Linked DNA regions of Homo sapiens: region 1 is linked to region 2. A link is an interaction called in ENCODE POLR2A ChIA-PET data of the cell type or tissue named here. Cell type or tissue: MCF 10A. All regions are shown on one strand.

Evidence for each region. ChIA-PET counts read pairs that join two places held together with the same protein. Peaks named below come from ENCODE experiments on the same cell type or tissue, not always from the same donor. Only the 100,000 strongest peaks of a DNase experiment are listed, where the experiment ranks them.
Region 1: POLR2A ChIA-PET joins it to region 2 with 5 read pairs; 15 of 35 experiments call an interaction of 5 or more read pairs at or near these places.

The regions. Positions count from the first base shown.
Region 1 is chr22:40,163,890-40,168,889 of GRCh38, reverse strand. It overlaps a transcript of TNRC6B not described here. Among named protein-coding and RNA genes, the nearest start is that of TNRC6B, 12 kb to the left of the region's middle. In MCF 10A, no CTCF peak of the experiment used is centred here; no DNase peak of the experiment used is centred here.
Region 2 is chr22:40,220,698-40,225,697 of GRCh38, reverse strand. The region is part of intron 1 of TNRC6B (trinucleotide repeat containing adaptor 6B); the gene reads right to left. Among named protein-coding and RNA genes, the nearest start is that of TNRC6B, 45 kb to the right of the region's middle. In MCF 10A, no CTCF peak of the experiment used is centred here; DNase peaks (open chromatin) are centred at 2,497 and 4,787.

The DNA.
Region 1 (5,000 bases), 57 kb after region 2:
CTGCTGGGAGAATAAGAAAAGATTTCACAGGGGAGGAGGTGAGAGTTTGAACTGAGTCTCAAAGAATGAGTAGGAGTTTGCCACGGAGAGAACCTGGGAAAGGCAAAGGCTTTTCCAAGTTTTACCAACTTCGGTACTACCAAATCATGGCAAGGAGGTAGGCTGACAAGAAAAAATGTCAATGGGAGAGCTAAGCATTTCTGCTATTCTTACTCCCAACAAAGTCAGAAGATAGAAATAATAGCCAAAACTATGTTAGATCTCCAATGCAACCTAAATCCAACAATCTCTGGATTCAGTTACAAATTAGAATGTTAACATTTATACTATTTAAGTTAGAATGCTAGCAGGCCTTTTAGGGAACAGTTTTTCTCAAATTCCTTAGAATTGAACCTCAAAAGTTAAATCTGCGTTTGGAGGAAGCCTTTCTTGACACTCCAGGCTGAGTCCAGTACCCCCATCTGTGTTCCAAGGCACCTCGTACATACCTCTAAAGCAGCGCCTTCATAGCCTGTTATGATTAACCACTTAATTGGCGTTTCCCCCTCTAAACAATGGACCCTTAAGAGGGCAGAGTATGTAGCTTTTATTTCTGGGTCTAGCACAGAAGAGAAATTCAATTAATATTGTGGAATGAATGAACAAATAAGCAAAGGAATGAATGGATGAATACTATGAACCTAGGTACTTTTAGGCTGTAAAAGAAGACAACACTTATCCTACAGTTCAGAGATAAGACATATGCATGAGGCAATCAACAAAAAAGTGTAAGATAAATTATTAACTGTATGGTTATGCTCTAAGAGAGACCAGTTTGAAAATGGAGGCACTACGGCTTAGATCAGTTGGGTTTCAACAGATAGATAGGACCAGAATGGTTGAAACAGATTTGCTTTGCTCTGAAGCTAATTTAAACCTGCAGGCCCCCTCACTTTCATGGGCCCCTCCTAAAGCTCTAGGAGGGATCCTAACAAAGTGCCCAATTATCCCGTATTTTTTGGTTACTGTTTTTTGTTTTTGGAGACAAGGTCTCGCTCTGTTGCCCCGGCTACAATCATGGCTCACTGCAGCCTCAAACTGCCAGATTCAAGCAATCCTCCTGTCTCAAACTCAGCCTCCCAAGTAGCTAGGACTACAGGCATGTGCCACCATGGCCAGCTTTTTTTTTTTTTTTTTTTTTTTTTTGGTAGCGATGGGAATCTATGCTGGTCTCAATTTTTGGGTTCAAACAACCCTCCCACTTTGGTCTCCCAAAGTGCTAGGATTGAGCCACGGCACCTGGTCTGAAAATTTTTATTGTGGTTAAAAAAACACAAAAAACTGATCATCTTAACCATTTTTAAGTGTATAGTTCAGTAGCATTATGTATATTCACTCTGCTGTGCAACAGATCTCCAGAACTTTTTCATCTTGCACATCTGAAATTCTGCACACATTAAACAACAACTTCATTCTTTTCCCCTTTCCTCAGCCCCTGGCAACCACCATTCTACTTTCTGTCTCTAAACTGACTGCTCTAAGTACCTTGGATAAATGGAATTATATATTAATAGTATCTGTCCTTCCATACCAACTTTCTTGCCATTATGGTTCCCCTTGTGTCAATGGACTTATGAGTGACTTCGGCCATTCTGGAGATCCCCCTAAGGAAACCTTAAGTTGAGGATACTTTTGTTTCGGGTTCAATGGAATAAACTAAATTTATGTGGTTTTCATAAAACTGTGTATGGTTGAGATAATGTTAACCATCAATGTACAAAGAGCTGTTACTAGGTCAACTCACTCTATCATGACTGAAATATGCGGCACTCTATCATGACTGAAATATGCGGGGCCAAATTATGTTATGATATACATATGTCAATTCAAAGGCCATTTCAGATTAGCCAATGTACAAGAAACAGTGAAGCCTGGCAATTTCATAGTGCATATATAAAAGATATTCAATAGAGGTTTTCCCAAAATTGCTAACAATTTTTTCTTTTTTTTTTTTTTGAGACAAAGTCTCACTCCGTCACCCAGGCTGGAGTGTGGTGACACGACCTCGGCTCACTACAACCTCCACCTCCCTGGTTCAAGCGAATCTCCTGCCTTAGCCTCCTGAGTAGCTGGGATTACAGATGTGTGCCACCACGCTTAGCTAATTTTTGGACTTTCAGTAGAGACGGGGTTTCACCATGTTGGCCAGGCTGGTCTCAAACTCCTGACCTCGTGATCTGCCCACTTTGGTCTCCCAGAGTGCTAGGATTACAGGCATGAGCCACCATGCCCTGCCAACACTTTTACAAATTTATATGATGTTACCAATAACAAGTTGTGAGGCAGAAAGGAACTTAATAACAAAAAACATATTTTGGTCTACCATGCTATAGGAAGCACTGAATTATTTACCTATTTTAGAAAATATCACAGAATAGGGAGGGATGATCAAAGAGTATAGCACGAAAAAAAAAAAAAAGAGTATAGCATGGCCAAAAAATGTAGGGGAAAACATTTCACAGCCATGTGTTAGGCAACCAATTAATACAAATATTACATTGTTTTTCTGAATTTTGTGGTATTTGTTAATTTTTTTAAGTTGCCATTTTTGTGATTTATCTCCTCTTTGTAAATAAATATTCACTTTTGAACCTAGTTTTGTCTTTGAAATTAGTTTGCTTTTTCTTGAAGAGTATTCCCACAAAAGCCGGATTTGCAGCTAGTCAGAAAGAAAGATTTCTTTGCCTGCCCAGAGATGTAAGGGAGAAGGAAACCAGACTTGCATGGAAGACCTTCAGGAGAGCCCCTGGCAGGAGCAGAAGTTCTTTTGAAAATATGCATAGACAGGCTAATAGCATCTTAGGGAGGTCCTTAGAAGAAAAGGTTCAGACTTGGCTAGAAAGGCATTTTCTGCCCAAAAACAAAACAAAACAAAACAACAACAAAAAAAACCACCCAATAACTGATAACTGGCTGATACAGTTTGGCTGTGTCCCCACACAAATCTCATCTTGAACTGTAGTTCCCATAATCTCCATGTGTTGTGGGAGGGACCCAGTGGGAGGTAACTGAATCATGGGGGTGGTTACTCTCATGCTGTTCTTGTGATAGTGAGTTCTCATGAGATGTGATGGTTATATAAGGAGCTTTCCCCCCCATTGCTCAGCACTTCTCCTTTCTGCCGCCAAGTGAAGAAGGACATGTTTGCTTTCCCTTACGCCATGGTTGTAAGTTCCCTGAGGCCTCCTCAGCCATGTGGATGTGTGAGTCAATTAAACTTCTTTCCTTTATAAATTACCCAGTCTCAGGAAGTTCTTTATTAGCAGCATGAGAATGGACTAATACACTGGCCTATAGGTAGGATGCTTAAGGAGAACGAAGATAAAATCAGGTCTGTTGGAACATATTCAAGAAAGGACTGAATCTAAAGTTGATGACTGGGCATGGTGGCTCATGCCTGTAATCCAAGTACTTTGGGCGGTTGAGGTGGGAGGACTGCTTGAGTCCAGGAGTTCAAAACCAGCCTGGCAACATAGTCAGGCTTTGTCGCTACTAAAAACAAAAAAATTAGCCAGGCATGGTAGTGCGTGCCTGTAGTACTAGCTACTCCAGAGGCTAAAGTGGGAGGATTGCTTGAGTCCAGGAGGTGGAGGCTGCAATAAGCCATGACCATGCCACTGCACTCCAACCTGGGTGACAGCGAGAGACCCTGTCTCAAAAAGAATTTTTTTGGTTGAGGCTTGAGTGAGCCCAAATTGCACCATTGCACTGCTTGGGTGACAAAGTAAGACCCTGTCTCAAAAAAAAAAAAAAAAAGAGCCGGGGGGAGGGGTGGGTGCGGTGGCTCACACCTGTAATCCCAGCACTTTGGGAGGCTGAGGCAGGCGGATCATCTGAGGTCAGGAGTTTGAGACCAGCCTGGCCAACATGCTGAAACCGTGTCTCTACTAAAAATACAAAAATTAGCCAGGCGTGGTGGTGGGTATGTGTAATCCCAGCTACTTGGGAAGCTGAGGCAGGAGAACAGCTTGAACCCTGGAGGCGGAGGTTGCAGTGAGTGAGCCAAGATCGTGTCACTGCACTCCAGCCTGGGCAGAGTGAGACGCTATTTCAGGGAAAAAAAAAAAAAAACTTTTTTTTTTTTTTTTTTGAGACAGAATTTTACTCGTTGCTCAGGCTGGAGTGTAATGGCGCGATCTCGGCTCACCACAACCTCTGCCTCCCAGGTTCAAGCGATTCTCCTGCCTCAGCCTCCTAGTAGCTTGGATTACAGGCATGCACCACCATGCCTGGGCTAATTTTGTATTTGTAGTACAGACCAGGTTTCTCCATGTTGGTCAGGCTGGTCTTGGACTCCTGACCTCAGGTGATCCACCCGCCTTGGCCTCCCAATATGCTGGATTATAGGCATTGAGCCACTGTGCCTGGTCAAAATAAAATTAAAAAAAATTAATTAAAAAAAAATAAAGTGGAACATGACATGTTAACATGTTAACAATGCCCTTTTTTTTTTTTTTTTTTTAAAGGCAGAGTCTCACTCTGTCGCCCAGGCTGGACTGCAGTGGTGTGATGTTTGCTCACTGCAACCTCCGCCTCCCAGGTTCAAGTGATTCTCCTGCCTCAGCCTCCCGAGTAGCTGGGATTACAGGAGCCCACCACCACACCTGGCTAATTTTTTTTTTTTTCTTTTTAGTAGAGATGGGTTTTCACCATGCTGGTCAGGCTGGTCTTGAACTCCTAACCTCAAGTGATCCACCTGCCTCGGCCTCCCAAAGTGCTTCAATGTACCTTTCTTCTGCTGATAACAGATAAAATATTCTGGAATTAGGCTTTATAATAACACCACCTCAGATTTCAAAGTGAGTGTGTAGAAGAGGGATTCTTAACAGTCGATGGGAACTTATTCATTCAACATATATTTATAGATGCTTTTTGTGCCAGGCACCTCTCTAGGCAGTGACCAAGACAACAGAAATCCATCCTCATAGAGCCGAAGATCTAGCATAAAGCTTTAACCTGAT
Region 2 (5,000 bases):
GATTTTGGCTCACTGCAACCTCTGCCTCCCAAGTTCAAGCGATTCTCCTGCCTCAGCCTCCCGCGTAGCTGGGGTTACAGGCACACGCCGCCACACCTGGCTAAGTTTTATTTTATTTTAAAAATTTTTTTAGCAGAGATGGGTTTTCACCATGTTGGCTAGCCTGGTCGTGAACTCCTGACCTCAAGTGGTCTGCCCACCTCAGCCTCCCGAAGTGCTGGGATTACTGGCGTGAGCCACTGCACCCGGCCTCAAATATGTTTTTCTGAGAGGACACTTCAGGTTCTCTTAAGCTATGAGAAGGATTTTTTTCTCCTTTCAGTTGAGCATTATGCTTTCTACACATCATTGATCTAGGGACTGTATTAGTGAGTGCATACAGTATTTTTGTATTTCTTTGTGTCTCCGGACCCCTCCAACACCTTCTTCAAAGTTCTTTTGCCTCCATCTCTCAAAATCCTGTACTCAAGCATGGTCAACTGCAATAAGCACATGCCTCTTCCAAGGTGCTCCCCTGCTACACTGCAGCCAGGCCAAGAGAAAAAGCACAGCCTTTGGAGTCTGACACTTTAAAATCAAATTTTATGTATCTTGGACACTACAATGGTAGGAGCTTGGGCAAATTATCTGGCATCTAAGTTTGTCATCTGTAAAATGGGAGCTATATACTACTTATCTTGAAGAGAGGCTGTGTTGATTAGAAATAATGGATGGAAAGCACCTAACAATACAAAGCACATGAGCTGCTACTGCTTCTGGCAGCAGGGTCCACCTCCTCCTCCACATCAAGCACCTACTCTGCATCAGCAAAGAAGGTGATGAGTAACAGAGGGATGAGGCACACGGCGCCCGGAGAAGGCACTCAAGAACCACACACGACTTCATAAGATCAGACCCATACCTCATACCTTGCGTGAAAATAAACTCCAGATGGATAAAGTATTTAAACGGGAGGAAGAGAGGAAGGAAGGGAAAGGAGAGAAAGAAGAAAGCTGGGAAGGCAACCATTAAAGCATTTGAAAAACCTGTGGCTGATTTTTCTTTTCATAATGCAGAACGAACAAAGACTTTCTAACTATGATACAAACTCAGAAGCCATAAACAAATGACAGCTACATCTGACTACAGAAATGCTTCAAAACAAGTATTATGATAGAATCCACCAAGGTCATTGTTGCTGGGGGAAAAAAATCAGCATTTATATCTCAAAGAGCTAGGTTTCATAATACATAAAGAACTCCTACAAATCAACAAGGAAAAGACCAACAATACAAAAGAAAAATGGGTGAAGGAAATGAACAGACAGTTCACAGAAAAGGAAAGATAGCCTCCTAAGATATAGATCAACTGCATTCTCTATAAGGGAATAGAGTATTCAAAGTATACGAAGACAGGCTAGGCATGGTGGTTCACGCCTATAATCCCAACACTTTGGGAGGCTGAGACAGGCACATTACCTGAGGTCAGGAGTTCGAGACCAGCCTGGCCAACATGTTGAAACCCCGTCTCTATTAAAAATACAAAAATTAGCCGGGCATGGTGGCTCATGCCTGTAGTCCCAGCTACGAGAGGCTGAGGCACGAGAATCACTTGAACCTGGGAGGTGGAGGCTGCAGTAAGCTGAGTTCACACCACTGCACTCCAGCCTGGGCAACAGAGTAAGACTCGGTCTCAAAAAAAACAAAACAAAACAACACCAAAGTACACCAAGATACCGCTTTTCACTGACCAAACTGGCAAAGACAAAATTTGGTGGTAACACACAGTTACCTTGTGTCCAAGGTAACACAGAAAAAGGCATTCACATATACCATTGCTGATGAGAATATAAACGGGTGCAATCTCTGTACGGGACAATTTGGCAGCTACCTATCAAAATGAAAGTGTACAGTCTTTGACCCAGCTATCCTATTTTTAAGTATGTATCACAGGAAAAGAATTACACATGTGGCAAATTATATATGCAAAGGATATTCACTGCAAAATATGTTTGTAACGGCAAAAGATCAGAAACAGTCCATCAATTAGGGGACTGGTTAAATACGTTATTATACCTTATCCACACAAGAGAATACTATGCAATTATAACAAGCAGTTCTTTTTGTACTAAGGAAGATAAGTCTTCAAGATAAGGTGTTAAGTTTTAAAAGCAAGATGCAAAAAATGTGTACTTGATGATATCATGTACGTAAGAAAAGGGGGGCTTTTACGCAATTTTTTATATGTGAACAGAGATTCCTTGAAACAAAACAAAAAACTGGCCGGGCACAGTGGCTCACGCCTGTAATCCCAGCACTTTGGGAGGTCAAGGCAGGCGGATCACGAGGTCAAGAGTTCAAGTCCAGCCTGACCAATAAGGTGAAACCCCGTCTCCACTAAAAATACAAAAATTAGCCAGGTGTGGTGGCACACGCCTATAATCCCAGCTACTCAGCAGGCTGAGGCAGGAGAATTGCTTGAACACAGGAGGCAGAGTTTGCGGTGAGTCGAGATTGCGCCATTGCACTCCAGCCTGGGCAACAGAGCAAAACTCCGTTTCAAAAAAAAAAACCTAGTATTACTACTGAGTCAGAGAAGGAAATGCTATTGGCTGTAACACAACTATATACCTTTTTAAACTAGAGGCATTCAATTTTTAAAAATATAATACAGGTTGGGTGTGGTGGCTCATGCCTATAATCCCAGCACTTTGGGAGGACAAGGCGGGTGGCCTGCTCAAGTCCCAAAGTTTGAGACCAGCCTGGGTGACGTGGTGAAACCCCAACTCTACAATAAAATATAAATATTAGCTGGAAGTGGTGGTGCACGCCTGTAGTCCCAGCTACTCACAAGGCTGAGGCAGGCGGATTGCCTGAGCCTGGGAGGCAAAGGTAAGGGTGCAGTGAGCTGATATGCCACCGCACTCCAGCCTGGGCAAAAGAGCAAAACTCCGTCTCAAAAAAAAAAAAAAAAAAAAAAAAAAAAAAAAAGAGAGAGAGAGAGAATACAGCAAGATGTTACCAATGGGGGAAACTGCATAAAAGGATAAAAGAGATTATTTCTTACAACTGCATTTGAATATATAATTATCTCGAATTTAAATAAAAACTTTAAGTAAAAAGAAGATAATCCACTGTATTTGAACAAGATACGGATCTGGAAGTCAAACGAGTGGTCAAGACTGGAATGCTGTCCTGAGTTCAGAAGAAAGGCCACCTTAGGCTTTGCCACAGGGACCCTAGGATTCCTCCTTGAGAACTCCCCATTTCCTCACACAAGCCCCATTCCTCCTTGGCCCTCTGGCTCACGCACTTCCCTGCCTGGACTGCATTCCTCCTTTCTTCTGGTCCTAGTAAGGCCTTCAAATAGCCACAAAACTTCCCTTTCATCTATGCATCCCCTTTAAGCCCCTTTTATTCCTGACACCTCAGCATTCTGTAGAGCGGTACGCAGAGGCGACTTAAGATTCCCCAAACATGTAGATGTGGGTTGCCTAGAGTGGCCATCAATTAAACCCTCCTCAGCAATAGACCGCAAATGGGTAAGTAAGAGGTTCCAGGGACTCCCTATTTTTACTTTTAGGAAGGGACTACGAGACGGCGTGAAGACAAAATACTGCCCAACAGAGATGGGTCAGAGAGGTCTCCAGACAGCAAGACTTAGTTGGTCTCCACTTTTCCCGGGGCTTAAAGTGAGTTAGATGTAAGTCATCCTACCTTCTGGTACATTTTAAAGTAAAAAATGAGATGGGTGGGCCAGGACAACATCACTTCAGGACAGGAAGCATTAAGATCCTTCCATTCAAGCCCCCCACATATGGACTCCTTGCTCACCAAGTGACCATCTCATTCTCCTACACAGAACACCTGGGTAAGGACAGGTATTTGGGCAGAATGTCCAGTGGGAGCCTTGGAGCAAGCGGCAGCAGGAAAGTAGACAGGAGTCAAAAAAAAAAAAGGGGGGGGGGCAATAAGAAGGTGGGCCAGGTGTGGTGGCTCACACCTGTAATCCCCGCACTTTGAGAGGCCAAGGCAGGAGGATCACTTTGAGCCCAGGAGTTCAAGACCAGCTTGGCCAACATACCGGAACCCCCATCTCTACAAAAAATTAAATTAGCTGGGCATGGTGGCACACACCTGTGGTCCCAGCTACTCAGGAAGCTGAGGTGGGAGGACCACTTGAGCCAGGGAGGTTGAGGCTGCAGTGAGCAGTGATTGTGCCACCACACTCCAGCCGGGAGAACCAAGCAAGATCTTGTCTCAAAAAGATAAAAAATAAACAGAAAACAGAGGTAGCCAAAAATCTTCAGCTAGATGAATTATCTGAGAGAGAAAATTAACAACTAAACGTATCTGCATTTATCTAGTTCCTGAGCACTCAACTGGTGTAGCAACATTGTTCCTGAAATAGCTAGACACTCAGGCTAGACAGTCGAGATCTATCTTAGGAACCCAGGTACGTACTACAAACCATTCATACACCTCAAAGAAGGAAACAGTTGTCCTGACAAAAAAGAAACTACCCGCCATGCTGTGTCACATGGAATGGTGAAAGAACTGGAATCTTCCACACATGGCCTGGACTCAGTGCCCAGACCCAAGAAGGAATGCTACAGGTATCGACAGAGTTGGGAGGGAGGGGCAGGGAACATCCCAGACACCAGGGGGGATGCCATCATCAGTAGGAAACCTAAAGCTTCCCAGAAATAAATAGCCAAGCCTTCTGGCTAAAGGCATGTGAGGCGGGGCTTTGGGTGAAAATGTCCAGTTGTTAGCTCTCCCCCACATGCCGGCTTCAGCTTCACATTTTTCCCTTACTTCATGGGACGTGTTCTGGGCCCTTACCAAATTAGACCAACGAGTCCAGTCTTGAAAAGCTAACAACTGCTCTCCAAACACACCAATTTCCTTTTTCCTAAAACAAAGGCTTTAAAAGGGAAGGGAAAGTGAAGAAAGCAAGCGCCTGCCAATTCTCCTGGCCAACTCGGGGTTTCTATAGTTAAGCTTTCCACTGTTTTACGT